Linked DNA regions of Homo sapiens: region 2 is linked to region 1. The links are chromatin loops, found by intact Hi-C in ENCODE. Cell type or tissue: heart right ventricle. All regions are shown on one strand. Each heading gives the region's core, and the rest is flanking DNA. Links, peaks and the distances in the headings are about the cores only.

Evidence for each region. Hi-C counts contacts between places; a loop is a spot of excess contacts. Peaks named below come from ENCODE experiments on the same cell type or tissue, not always from the same donor. Only the 100,000 strongest peaks of a DNase experiment are listed, where the experiment ranks them.
Region 2: a loop joins it to region 1, with 2.6 times the contacts of the local background. A loop is called at or near these places in 3 of 110 quality-filtered maps.

What each region holds. Positions count from the first base shown.
Region 1 is chr4:123,699,171-123,706,843 of GRCh38, reverse strand. All of the region lies in intron 3 of LINC01091 (long intergenic non-protein coding RNA 1091), which reads right to left. Among named protein-coding and RNA genes, the nearest start is that of LINC01091, 53 kb to the right of the region's middle. In heart right ventricle, for the core only: no CTCF peak of the experiment used is centred there; no DNase peak of the experiment used is centred there; H3K27ac peaks cover 1,058 bases.
Region 2 is chr4:123,822,166-123,829,838 of GRCh38, reverse strand. It overlaps LINC01091 (long intergenic non-protein coding RNA 1091), which reads right to left. Exons shown (of 6, transcript NR_027105.3): 4 at 652-744. Among named protein-coding and RNA genes, the nearest start is that of LINC01091, 180 kb to the right of the region's middle. In heart right ventricle, for the core only: no CTCF peak of the experiment used is centred there; a DNase peak (open chromatin) is centred at 2,748; H3K27ac peaks cover 4,557 bases.

The DNA of each region.
Region 1 (7,673 bases), core at 1,358-6,357:
ACTTCTTGGTCTCTTTCACTTTCTACATTATTAGAATTCCTGTTGCTTGTATACCATTTAATCTGGTAACTCATAGTACAGCACCTGGCACACTGCAGCCACTGATATTCTCATACAAGAGTTCAAAACACTCCTTCCTTACAAAAAGCAAAATCAACTCCCTAAGGAGATTCCCTTATTTGTACGTGGTATCTACTCACATGGCATAGTGCGAGAGAGTTGGACCCATTCTATAAATTTTTAAAAATGTATCTCATATAGTACCCATCAGACTGAATAAATACGCCCACCTAGAAAGTTAACATAATCTGTTCAGTTGTCAGACAACTAAGATTTTCAGAAACTTTGTAAGTGTTGTTTGAATGTTAAAGGAAGGCCAAAAATTCTAACATATTGTGGGGGGAAAAGTGACATTTCTTGATCCTGTTTTGTTCTAGAGTAGAGTATGCTCTTTTTATGGAGCTAAAAAGAAAAGTGAAAATAAGACTACATTGGGTACAGTATGCACTGCTCTGGTGATGGGTGCACCAAAATCTCAAAAGTCACTACTGAAGAATTTATTCATGTAACCAAACACCACCTGCTCTCTAAAAACCTACTAAAATAAAAAATAAATTTAAAAAAAAAGAAAAGTGGAAATATACGATGAAAATTAAATGACTAATATTCTTTTAAAGTAAACGACAGGCTGGGCGCAGTGGCTCACACCTGTAATCCCAGCACTTTGGGAGGCCGAGGGGGGCGAATCATGAGGTCAGGAGTTTGAGACCAGCCTGGCCAACACGGTGAAACCCCGTCTTTACTAAAATACAAAACATTTGCTGGGTGTAGTGGCGGGCACCTGTAATCCCAGCTACTCAAGAGGCTGAGGAAGGAGAATCACTTGAACCCAGGAGGCAGAGGTTGCTGTAAACTGAGATCGCGCCACAGCACTCCAGCCGAGGCCACAGAGTGAGACTCCGTCTCAAAAAAAAAAAAAAAAAAAAAAAAAGTAAAGGACATTCTGATGAAACCGTATTAGTATTCTTTTATATTCTATGAGCTGGAAAAAAATTTCAAGTTTTCCACAGAATATCAAGCAGCGATTCCACTTGGAAATTCCATCAGATCAAAGAATGAAAGGGAAAACTGCCTTATTCGATATACCACCTCGTGAAAACACATTGATAAATGTCATGTTATGCACACAATTCTAGATCAGTTACATTGCTGCGGGGAAATTTACTGACTATGCAAATTCTATTTTATTGCTAAGGATCTGATGAATGATTTAACGAAAATAATACAGATACATGTCTACAAACCAAGTAAGAAAGAGAGATACAATAAAGCCTGATTCTTCCTCCCAGTCCTAACGTCAACTACCACCATCAACAGTTTCTTCATCAAATTCCCAATTCATAAATCTATACATATTTTGTTCAAATTGATACATATATATACATTGTTCTGAATCTTTATTTGTATTTAATAATATATTTTAAAGTTCTTTCCACATGAACATCAACATAGTTTTTTGTTTTTTTTTTATTTTAGTAGCTGCATGACATTCCATTGTACAAACTTATATAGCCAGTCACTTAACGTTGGGGTGTTTCCAGTTTAGTAAGCTAGGTGTAAAGCTTTATTTTTTCAGAATTTGGTTTCAATGTTGTGGTAGTGTTGTAAAAATCAATTGGAAGAGCTTTGATACCTCCACAGCCTGATCTTTTTTTTTTTAAGGGTAGTGCTTTCGCAATGTATTTTTCTTTTCTTGTCTTCCTTGTAATTATTCTGTTTGGAGATTTCCTTTACATCTGAGATCAATTTTGGTTATACGTACTTTCCTGGAAAATCATCTATGTATCCAGGTTTTCAAATATATTTATGAAAAAATTCCTAAACATTTCTTGTAATCCCCTCTGTATCTGATTGTTTTTTCTTTTGGTTTCCAGCTTCATGTATTTATGTTATCTCCTTTTTCTTGTTAAATTAGGTTAGCTAGTGATTATCTGTGTTACTAGGGGGTTCTTTCATTTATTTATTAGTTCTATTGTTTTCTTATATTCTACTGCATTGATTTGGCTGTTATCTTTATGAAGCCTTATTTCTGCTTTCGTTTTTTCTTTTTTTTTTTTAAAGAGACAAGGTCTTGCTATGTTGCCCAGGCTGCACCTGAACTCAAGGGCTCAAAGGATTGTCCTGCCTCATCCTGCTAAGTAGCTAGGACAACAGGTGTGCACCATCATGCCCAGCTTTCTAGTTTCTTAAAAATAATTTTTCTGGTTTTTTCCTAACTTCTTATGTTAAGAGATCATTTCATTTGGTGTCAAGGACATAAATTTTCTCCTGAGCATGGTTTCAGCTGTATAAGTTCTAATATGTAATATTTTTATAATAGTGTTATTTTCTATTGCTCCACAATTTCAGTTCTGACTTCTCTCTTTGAGCTAAACATTGAGTTGTTTTTTTGCTATTATTGTTGATAATTCTGGGTGGTTGGGATTTTGTTATTTTATTTTATACTAAATTTCTAGTTTCAGTGTGTTGTCATCAATTACCATATTACACAATCTTTCTGGTTTATAGAATTTATTGCAGTTTTCTTTGTATCCAAAAATATGTTGTTGGGTTTTAATATTCCAAACATGTTAAAAATGAGACTGTATTTTCTGATTTCAAGTCAAGGAATTTTTTCAATATTGTTTAGATTTCATTATGTATATTTTTCAAGAAAGATGCTTGGTTCTTCTATTCACTGAATTCTTTTGTGTCTGAGATTATCTGTCTGTGTCCTTTACAATTAAATAGCTTGACTTGGTCCAAAATTGTCAAATTCTCTGGTAAGTTTCCTTCCTTCACAACCTTTCTCTTCTTCATTTACTTTCTTCTATGAACTCTCATTTCAAAACTAACATTGTCTTTAATTTTTCTAGTAACATGGAAGATTTTATCTTTAAAATGTTTCTTCTACTTCCCGGCATTACCATTAGTCTGATACGACTTATTCATCTATCTTATATAATAATAATTATTATTGAGCACTTTCTATATGCCACTTTACATGGATGAGTTCCTATTTCTTTCTCTTGTCTTACTATCCATTTGTATATCCCATGCTCATTCTTTTCAAACTGTGACTGTATTAGTCTACTGGAGCTGCCATAGTAAATACCATCAAATAAATACCATAATAATTTAATATCATAATACTTTAATACTATAATAAATACCATAAAAATACTACAGACTGGGTGGCTTAAACAACTGAAATGTAGTTTAAGCCACAACAGAAATACAGTTTAAGCCATCCATTTCTCCAGTTATGGAGGCTGGAAGTCCAAGATCAAGGTGCCAGTAGGGTTGGTTTCTGGTGAGGTCTCTCCAGGCTTATATACAGTCACCTTCTCACAATGAACTCAAGTGGCTTTTCCACTGTGCACATACAAAGGTAGAGAAAGCTCTGGCATCTCTTCCTCTTCATACAAGAACACCAGTACTATTGGATTAGGGCCCTACATTTATGACCTCATTTAACCTTAATTACCTCTTGAACAGTCCTGCCTCCAAATACAGTCATATTGGGGGTTAGGGTTTCAACATATGGTTTGAGGTGGTGACACAATTTAGTGCGTAACAATGACAGAAAACTGGTACTGCAAAAATCTTGAATTCAAATAGACTGTTTCAAAATATTTTCTTACTAATTCTGAGGCTTGGGTGTATCTCCAGCTACATGATCCATGCATTTGAGTTACTAAACCTCCATTCTTTCCATCTACATCCCTCAACACGCAGTGCAAAGGATATCTCCCCAATGCACTGCAAGGCATCTATAGGGCGCTGGTAATTGCTTAACTAACTGTCCTAAAAATAATATATGCATTTTTATTTACACATGCACATACATTTTTGTATACTTGAGATTTTTTACATAGACATAATAAATTTTGCTAATATAAAGCATATATAGCACACAATTTACAACATATAAAATATTGATTATAAAGTCTATACAGCCAATTGATTATCACAGAATGCTTCTCTTGTATTTTCCAAACTCATACCCAAACTATGGTTGCAATGAACAAGTGTTCTGACATGAATGTTTGGTGATACTTTCATTTATGTTACTAAGTAAAATGAAAGTGATACAAAAAAGATGTGCATCTCAGAACTTCATTCTTTCACCAATGACTTGAGCAACTTTCAGACAATAGTTTCAAATACTAGAAGAATACTTCCACAGTTTTTTGTGCCATGGCACAACACTCTTAATCTGCATCATTAACATTTTCTTCATCGCTTTAATTCTAATTAATAAACAAAACAATAAGTCAAGTATTTATATGCAGCATTTGCAGATTTTCATGATATAAATACTCCCGCCATGGCTGTTTTCAAGCTACCAATGTGATATATTACCAAATACAGGGTTGGAAAGAGATGCACAGTAGTTCACTTTCAGATCATATTTTCACCAGACAGATACAATCGATGGGAATAACCTCAAGAGCATAGATAATAATAATGTATCGTTATTAAGGTGTGATGAGTTGTAGTACTTATTGCCTTTGTTTCTCAAGTAATTTATTGTAAGTTTGTAATGTAATTTTTAATAATGGCTGTGTTTAACAATTGATTTGCAAACTTTGGAAATGTATCCATCGGCTCTAGAGAGCAGGTATGAGCCATCTCCAGCATATGAGTCTTCAGCTCTCTGCAATTCCCTAACAAATCTTCACCTTCTATCTTCTCCCTTCCTAGTGGTCAGCCTGCTTGTGATAAAAATGGTATATTTGAGCACTTCTGAATTTCCACCCTGACCCTGCTCCTCCTCGGTGGAGTAAACCTGAATTCAGTGATCTTCCTCTGACCTATCCAAACCCCTAGACTCTGGCATTCCAGAGAGAGAGCCTTGATTGGACCTTTCAGGATTGACTCCCAAACTGTGAAGCACCATACTTATTGCAGAGATCATGGATGTATGTGCCAGTACACTAAGCCTTTTCTGAGTTTGGTCTTAATTTCATAGTTTTGAGCACCTATACTTTGTTGTTATGGTTTGTATGTGTAATTATTGCCCAGTATTATTGCAGATGGCCTTTGTTATCTGTTTTTCATCATTGTTATTGTTGTTTATTAGTTCAGGAAATAAACTAGGATATAAACACAATTCTTCTGCCATCTCTAGTCAAAAATCTGCATTTGGTCCTAAATTTAAACATTTTTCATTTGAAAGCCAAGTTCCTCATTACATATAATGCCCTTGAGAAATGCAATTTAAAAGAGGTGCAATGAGAAAATAAAGTATGGCAGTACCAAAATAAATGTTCTTCACAAACAAAAGTGCTGAGTATATAGGAAATTATTACAACAGTGAAAAAGTCTGTATGTCAGTACATGTGCTAATCTTATACAAATGTTTAGAGGACCAGATCTTTTTAATCTTCAGCTGAAATGTATTACAAATCTTGTTTAAAGATAAGAAAAGAGGAAATATCTACATGTGTTTCCCATATAAATGGAAGATATAATTTTTAAGGAGGGGAAACAAGGACAATTGACTCACAAACAAGTCATTCCAAAATGGTGGATTCTGTGGTATTTATCTTCTGTTTGTGGAACATTTACAATACAAAAAAAAAAAAAAAAAAAACCCATGTTCTACATCATTCCCACAAAGTCTTCTATTTGCCGAAAGAAAATATATCATTGTGTAGAAGAAAACTAGAGGAAAAACAGAGGTATGTGATTAACATGCTCGATTTTTTTTTATATACACAGATTTATTTCAGAACACTTTGAGACATATCCTAATATTTAACATTGAAAAACCTGAACAAATACCCATTTTAGCATATATTTCTTCTTCAAAATTTACTTCCGTATGAGAGGGGGGATAAAAGACAATACAACCGAAAGCAAGACACTAAGAAAGAAAATTGCATATCTGGGAAGGATGAAAAAGAATGCATGAGATGGCAACAACCCATCCAATGTGAAACTATTTATCAGGCCAAAAGTCAGCTATCTTCCCATAGGAAGTTGTAGGGGGGAAGCATTGGCAAATCTTATCTTCCGAGGGAGATAGACGGTCCCTAGAGTAACAACAACTCCATCAAGTTTTCACTGAACAGTTTCCAGATAAATAATGTCTTTCCACAAATAATCTGCTCTCGAAAGGCAGCCCCCAGACATGAGAAGCAGGAGGAATGGCTAAGGGCTGTGGAATTTTCTGAACATGAACAGTGAAGAATGTAAGTCTTTGTAACTGAGGAATGAGATCATTTTGAAAAATAAATGTCTAGAACCAGGGCTATTGCACAAGTAGGCACGTTTTCAGGGCCTCAGAAAAATGCATTCTCAAGATTAATCTTTACATCTGTTTCCAGAGTCCTCATTCAAAAGTTGACACTTTTGTACAAAGAACACCCTAGTGCTGACTGTGACAAGCAGGCAGCATTGCCAGCGATTTACCAGCAACTCATAAATCTGTGGGAAATACTCCACATATAGTCCTGCCACCCTCACTAAACCCTTGCAACCTCTCCTTGCCCCTGAAATTTGGAGGCTTAGAGCACAGAGAGAAAATAAAAGCAATATAAAGTGTGAGAAGAAAGTAGCCTAATATATAAAATAAAAGACAAAAGCAGACTGGATTATGCCAGCAAGCCATCTGCACAGCTGAAGGCTTCTTCAGGCAAAAAAAGGCTCCACTGTTCCTGAATCAATTGCTTCCTATTCACAGGCTCACTGTATAGGGCTAAATTCAAAATGGCTCTCGGGAAATTCTTGCCAATCCTGTGGTCTGATTTTAGGCTCTATTTTTCCCTTTCTTTTAAAGACCCGAGGATGTAAGTATGTATTAGTGCTGTAAACTTGCCAGCATTCACTGGAATGAGTCAAAGGACCTGGCATTAAATCACAGGGATTTGAGTTGCTAATAAATACAGCAGGCCCCATCCATTGTTGATTAATTCTGACTGAAACCTAAACACCAAACAACAAACACTCTTCTGAACTGCTCTGGTACCCATTAGTTTGATGTGTTTATTAGACAGGGCTGTGTTCTTTCAAGTTTATTAACAACAGATTAAAAAACTGCAAACAAATCTAGGTTTCTTTTTATGATTTAAAAGTGTGGGTACCATTTACTAATGTTTTTAGGGTTAACTGTAAATCCAAACAAGGCTGAAAAAATTATGTCAAACTAAGATCTTGGTACAAAGTATGAATAGTTACTGTCAATGTGCACCTTCCATTATTCAAACAGTTAAAATTTCTATTTTATTTTTTAGAATTGTCATGTTTTTTAAATGCATCCTTGAACAGAGCCTTAAGCAGTATCATAGGTTGAAAAATAAAGTTTTTTCAAGTAATATGATTGATTGCGTACTTTTAAAGATTACAGAAGTTAATAAGACATTTTCATGGTATTTAATTATATTTACCATGTAGCAGAGTTCCTGTACATTTATTCTGATTGGGTCAACTAGCACATATCCATAGAATGTGTGGTATATTATCTATTAGCAGTGCATCAAAGTAAAAAAAATTACAAGCAAATGCACACTGTGCAAAGATAATCAAAAGTGCCCCAGTATCAAGAATTCAAATCATCATATTACAAGCACAAATTTTCAAACCATTTGAATATATTAACCGTGACTATTAAAGTCTGGGTGAATCCT
Region 2 (7,673 bases), core at 825-5,824, 120 kb before region 1:
TTGGGATTGTCTACCAGCACCACATCCCCTTATTCTGATAACTGCCCTTCACCCTATTGCTTTAGCTTCCTAAGGTTGCCACAGTAAATGACCACAAACTGGGTGATTTATTACAGCAGAAATTAATTATCTCTCAGTTCTAGAGGCTGGAAGCCAGAAATCAAGGTGTCAGCAGGGCCATGCATCCTCTGAACCTATAGAGGAAAATCCTTCCCTGCTTCTTTCAGCTTCTAATGTCCCCCCAGCATTCCTTGGCTCCTGTCAGCATAACCCCAAGCTCTGCCTCCATCTTTGAATGGCCTGTTCTGTGTGTGTGTGTGTCCTCTCTTCTTATAAGGATGCCAGCCATTGGATTTAGCACCCACCGAAAGCCCAGTACGACTCATCTCAAAATTCTTAACTAATTGCATCAGCAAGACTCTATTTCCAATTAAAGTCACATTCTGAGATCCCAGGTAGACATAAATTTGCAGGGGACACTTCAACCTACCACACCTATCCACATAGTTACCACCAAATCAACCACATTTTACAGCACAATTCTATATCTCAGCTATGCATAAATATTTCAACCATAGACTTCAGTGGAAACAAATTGATCTGCACTCAACAGCCATTCTTCTCTTCTTCCCTAGTCTGGTAGATACCTACCTCCAAATTTAGCTGGTAAAAGATCCAGATACTTGCTTTTCCAAGCTCCTTGCAGTCAGAAGTGATCTGGCTTCATGGGACTCAGTCCAACCACTGAAACAAAGGAGAAAATTCAACAGAAACTTGATTTACCAGGAAGTTTAGAGGCCAACATTCGTAATGACTCCAGTCAAAGCCCTGTGCCCCATTTTTAATTTTAATATTTTTCTGGTTTTCTTAAAGAAGATCCCAAAATTGTATTAGGTTCAGATCCCATTAACCCTGAAATGCAGTTATTTCTCTCCAAATAAAAAGAGAATGTCACACAAGGAGAGTTATTTTTCCTGCCTCTTTTCTGCTTCATATGCTACCATAAGGATATGGTTATGACAACAACGGCATTAATGCTTCTACCCACACAGAATGCTAAAAGAATCCTAGATAATCTGCCCCTTGACATTTAGCCCTGACCAACTCTAGAACCCCTCCCTCTAAACTTCTTGTTATGTAAGAAAAATATACAATAAGAGGTTATTCATGTTTTTTGTTGTGCAGCAAAAAGCATCCTAATACTATTGGTATGTCTTGACCTAGGCAGGGACAATTAGTACCTCGTCCTGATTTTTGGACTCAAGAGCCAAAGAGTCATGCCAATGTGACTCTGTTGACTGAAATCATAAGCTATAAAATTTTGGAAATTTTGGTTACCTGAGTTCTTGCCACATGGAAAAAACTCTTTAGAAAGAGATAAGAATGAGCTTGACATATGGAGAAAAGAAGCACGGCTAAGAGACAGGGAAACAAGCTTGATGCTGGAGTTTGGTTCTCGATACTATAAAAGATATTGACCTTTCTCCAATCATGGTTGTCCCATTCTTTCATAGCTTAGCCTTCCATTAAAATCCCCTCTTTTGCTTAAATCAATTCAAGTGGGATTTTGTTCACTCATAAGTTAGCCAAATTAATAAAGCTTCTTTTTCTTCTCCAAGATGTTACCATTCTCTAACTGTCCTTTTCTTCTTTTATTTTTCTTTGCCTTATTCCAAGGAGCCTGAATCCTATCCAATGACTTCAAATATCCTTGTGATTAAAAGGAAGCTTTGCAGTCAGATACACCTGGGTTCACTTCCTGGCTCTGTTAGCAAGTAACCATCTCAAAGCCTTATTTATATGATCTCAAAGAGAAGGATTGTGGTAACAGCAACCTCATGTGGTTCTAAGGACTAAATGAGCTGGTACATGTAAAATATTCAATAGAATCATTGACACATAGGAAACACTTATGAAATGTATTGATTACCACCACAGAGGCAAATATCATTATTATAATTCTGAACCACAATGCAGAAATCATTCACTAACCCTAATCTCTGCCTTGACCTCTAATCCTGTAACTCTTATTTCCTTCTGAACCTTCCCATTAGTATTTCCTAATTTCCTCTTAAACTAAACTGATTCTTACTCTTCTTCCTTCCCTCACTCCTCTCCCGCCCACACTGCAATTCACATTTGCCATTTGGTGGTGGTTGTTAATTACCCTGTCACAGAGATGTATAAAACTTATTCTTAAGTTTAAGAAAGCAAGGATTATGAATTACAGTTATTTGCATTTTCGTACTTAGTTTAGCTGTTCAATTTTTTTTTAAACAATACTCTATAATCTTGAATCTATTGTGCACAGATGGTGGTTGAAAAAACAAATAAATTACTTTCATACTCATAAAATACTTTTTTTCTATGAGGAGATATGACATATGGGCAAAGTATTATAGCATTTCTCACATTTTTCCAGACATTACAAAAAAAATGCAGTGTTTAGAGATTTCAGAATTATAGATCACTCCTAGTCCAAGTAAAGTTTCCTTCAGAAAGTATTACCTTCAGGCCTGTGTAAGAATATCCTCCTTTGGGCCTCACACTTTAGAGAGTGCCACACATTATGAACATACAAACCCAAATTTATAACAGAATACGTGGATATATCGTCACCTGGGGTCCAGCAAGCAGAGCCCAATCTGTGGTTTTAAATGCAGGTTCTCATGTCAAACCTCCTTCAAGTCCCAAATAATCAACTCTTCAAACCTCTTGTCATTTGTCCCCAGAACAAAAGATGACTGCATGAAAATGGTATGAAATGGCATGAGGCCAGCTGCTGCTGACTTCAGAGATGATACTACTTTGTTATATGGGAAAGATGTGAGCAGCAGAAGAGTTAGGTAAGAGAAAACACAAATTAATTAACTTGTACAGTTCTTCTTTTCAGTATGGGTGCAAAGGATTCTTTATAATGAAGCATCTTTCCCAGCTGTTGCTGGGCTATTCTTCTCCACAGGTTCCAGGTGTGGCATGTGGACACATTCATACTTTAGTAAATTAGTATGTTTGCAATAGGAGCACATAGAAGCTGAGCAACAGTCTGCAATATTAAACATTTAAAATTTTTAAGAGCTAAACAACACAGAATAGCCAAATATGCTCAAAAATACACGTAGTAATCTTGGATACTTTGCCAACTTTTAGAAAAATAAACACCATAGCCTTACACATTTTTAAAATTTTGAAATTGTATAGCTATCAGAGTTTTCAGCTAAACTTGTATCTTTTAAATATTTATACAAATAGTATGTAGATTTCATTCATACTTCAATCCTAGGCCTCGCAACCTTGCAAGTGTTAAGAGTAAGTCTATTAACTTACTCTTAATAAGGCACTTTGTGGATTCAAGACAACTTTGAAACATAGGGAACAGTTGAAAGTTAGGACTGGCAATACTTAAGGAGGGACCACTAAAGAAGAGAAAGACACAAAGCTGGAATGCCCAGGCTATACTAGAATGTGGGGTCCATGAGACCATGAAATGTGTCTGGTTTTTGTTTTGCTTGTTTTAATGGATCTTTGGAGGCCAGAATAGTGTCTGGCACATAGCAGACACTCAAAAACACTCACTGATTGAAGGAATTAATGAATGATAGCAAGAGTCAAATTTTTGACTAGAGCATACACTATATAGAAGAACAGTGGGAAATAAGGCTTACAGGAGCAGATGATGGGCTTCAGAAGAGAGTACAGATGACTTTTTATTAATTCATCAGTAAGTTGAGCAACATTTTGTGATAGATGTTGACAGGCATTATCTCCCCTCTATCCTGTCTTCAAGATGAGGTCAACTTTGTTCTGAGGCATGGAAATCTTCATGGAAAGGAGTAAAGAGGTTACTGGGAAAAAAAGAAAGGAGAGAAAAGTTGTTTGAAGGATCTTCAGGAGACTTTTCAGACAAGTTTAGGTGTGCCTCTTGAAGTTTTACTTGCATAAGGGCTCAACACACTCCTGGTGAGAACAGCTAGAAACTCTTTAGAAATAATTGTGAGCTCCGGGACTGAGATGTTTAGACAAAGGGGAGGGATAGAAGTCACCTCTTCACCTCTTGGGGAGTGTTTCCACAAAACAGAAGAAACTCATCTTGAGTCATGGTATGTTACAGAGCTGTGTCCTTGTCCAGAGAAAGTGGTCAACACAAGGATCACAAGGGAGCATAACATGGAGTGCAATATTGCCTGGATTAATTCACTGTTCCCTCTGATTCAGTCCTTGAGGGAAATTTGCTAAGTTCCTCATAATAGAAAAGCATTAAAAAGAAATAAAAGAGTAATTCAAATTGAAGAGTCAAAACATTAAAGGCAAAGGGAAAAAATAAGAGAAGTTTCTCTACAGAACCTATCAAAAGATTGTAATGCAGCACAGAAGCCTGTTAGCGCAAAACTCTTTAAAATTATGAGAACAGAAAAAGAGAGCAAATTACATGAAAGACTCACTTCTCCCAAATAGTCTAAGTTAATTGTTCCAGTTTTAAAGTTTTCTCCTCAGCCAAGTTTCTGTAGAATTTCCACTTTTAGTTCATATATATTTTTCTTGCTAAAACTGAGGCTTCAGTATATGCCTCTTGACCTGGGTTCACATTTTATAGCCGAAAAAATATATGAAACCTCGAAGGAAATCATAGCCAAATTGTTGAATTTTAGTTGGTTTAGGTCAGAGGGCAAGAATCCATAGAGCTTTATGTACTTTCTACCTGAAATAAAGAAAGACCCAAGTTTGCCTAAAACTTGGCCAAAATCCACCAATTTATCTGGGGCCAAAGTTTTCAGTTAATCTGGCACAAATATGGAGTTTTTAATGATACCTGACACCAGATGAATTTTTTAAAATGATTTTAAGACTAACATTCATAAGGCTATAGAAAACAAAAATTTTCCATTGCCCAAATATTCATTTAGTAGTTAAGAACAGAAAATAAAGTTTCTTAGAGTAAGCTATCACACAATACAATTCTTTTATATTTTAAACTGGTGGTTTTCCCAAAGTAGGCAGATAATAATTTCATGCTTTCATGTGGCTGAAGTCTCAGTTAAGACTTTGTCTGAAACATAAAATCAAAGTTCAAATATTCCTCTCCTAGTTAGTGATTCTTTCCACCCAAATTGCATAAGCCAAGGTCAACAAGAATAAAATGTATGAGTGAATGGAGATTTTGAAACAACAAATTATTTGTACTGTGGTTATGATTAAGATATAAAATAGGGAAGGAAAATTAAATTCTACAAACTTGCTTTATGAAAGCTGACAGTTTGTTAAAATCCAGAAACTAGAAATTCCAATCGGAACAAAACTTTTCCTAGTTCTAAAGCATTAGTAAACTGTTAAGAAGTCTGACTTTCTCTAATGGGGAGAAAAGTAAAAGATAAATTTAAGCCAGGTTATCTTCCTCCCAAGGTATACTTTTGATATTTCCATTGGGGATTAAGTAAACAAATCTAGCGAGCTATTTCTATGTTCCCAATACATCTACCAGAGAAGATACAAATTTTATCCTCTAAAGTTAATAACTTAGGTGAACCAACCAAGCATAAGAAAGATAACTGAGGAATACCAGAACACAAAATAAATTATACTTCACATGCTAGATTTGTTTAAACGTAAAGAAAGTTGTAGGCTAAATTTTAAGAATAAGTAGGTTTTAAGTTAGAGACCGATCTAATAACCCTTAGTAAATGCCTGTTATTGACAGACACTGAGTGAGGTTGTGCATAGTTTGTGCTCTTTGAGAAAAAGATTGATGGAGGATACAGATATATACAGAAGGGGACAGCCAGTGAAATTCAGGAAGCAACAGAATAAGAGTATGTTCACTGTACAGTGAGAGCAGCCAAGAAAGCACCAGACTCAGCCTGGAATTGGGGAAACTGGGGCTGGGGGCAGGGGAAGCCTGCTTGAAGGAAGATTGGACACTAGATACATAAAAGGAGGGGGAAGCTGTACGAGACAGAGAAACTATACGGTCAACAAAAGCAACAAGCTGTAAAGAGTAAAGTCTGTGGGTTAGGGATAGGAGAGGGATCAAGAAATAAACAGAAATACTTATCAAGAAACACTGGGAGGTAAGCATAGAGAGCTGAACTGGGGCTGGATATGGCAGTATAGTGGGTTGAATGGTAGTCCCCCAAAAGATATGAATATATCCTAATTCCCAGAACTTCTGAATATTAGCTATTTGGGGAAAGAATCTTTGCAGATGTAACTAAGTTAAAGATCTTGAGATTTAAAGATCATCCTTGATTGTCTGGGTGGACCTACATGCCATGACAGATGTCATAAGAGTAAGGCAGGAGGATATTTGACAGACAGGGAGGAGAAAACACAGAAGAGGAGGAGACACTGTGCAGATGGATGCAGAAACTGGAATTTTGCCTCCACAAGTTAAGTAATACTAATAGCTCTCGGAAGCTGAAAAAGGCAAAAAAAAAAAAAAAAAAAAAAATTCTTCCTTAGAGCCCACGGAGGGAGTATGGTATTACCAAGAACTTGATTTCTTGATTTTGGACTTCTGTCCTCCAGAACTGTGAAAGAATAAGTTTCCATTTTTCCATCGTATTAAGAAACCAAGTTTGTGACAGTTTGTTACGGCAGTCCTGAAAATCTAGCACAGAGTGTCTGGAGTTTCACACTGAATCCTGGCTTGCCCTGGTGGGCAATGGTTTTATTTTGTTTTGGAGCTGGGTTAAAAGTGAAATATAAGGCCAGGCACAGTGGCTCATGCCTGTAATCCCAGCACTTTGGAAGGCCAAGGCGGGCAGATCACCAGAGGTCAGGAGTTCGAGACCAGCCTGGCCAACATGATGAAACCTCTTCTCTACTAAAAACACAAAAATTAGCTGGGTGTGGTGGCAGGTGCCTGTAATCCCAGCTACTCAGGAGGCTGAGGCAGGAGAATCACTTGAGCCTGGGAGGCGGAGGTTGCAGTGAGCAGAGATCGTGCCACTATACTCCATCAAGCCTGGGCGACAGAGTGAGACTCCATCTCAAAAAAAAAAAAATGTGAAATACAAGATTGATAGCAAGTTGGGTCAGAGATTATAGGAGAGTTAACCTGTTAACACATGCTGTGATCTGAACATTTGTCTCCTCAAAATTTATTTATTGAAATCCTAACCCCAAAGGCAGTGGAATTAGGATGTGGGACCTTTTGGTAGGTGATAAAGTCACAAGAGTGGAGCTCTCATGATTGGATTAGTGCTCTTATAAAAGAGACCTCCAAAAGCTAGCTAGCCCCGTCCACCATGTGAGGGCACAGCTAGGCACTGTCTATGAGGAATGGGTTTTTACCAGACACTAATCTGCCAGCACCTTGGTCTTGGACTTCCCAGCCTCCAGAACTGTAAAAATGAACGTTTGTTGTTTACAAGCCACCTAGTTTACTAGTATTTGTTAAAGCAGCCTAAATGGATTAATGCAGTAAGAATTCAAGAAAGTGGTCATTTGTTGTCACACATAATTTTCAAAATCTTAAGACAACATAATTCTCATGTAGATGCATTGTCAAAATTTTATTAAATTTGTTAAGGGAATCAGCAAGATGTAAAGGGCATTATTTTGCTGGTCATTATACTAAAACATACTGACACATGTTTACAGAGTCACTGAAAGAAAAGAAGAAATCTGGAATGGGATTGCTAAATTAGAATAACAACAATAAAAAAAGAGAGTAT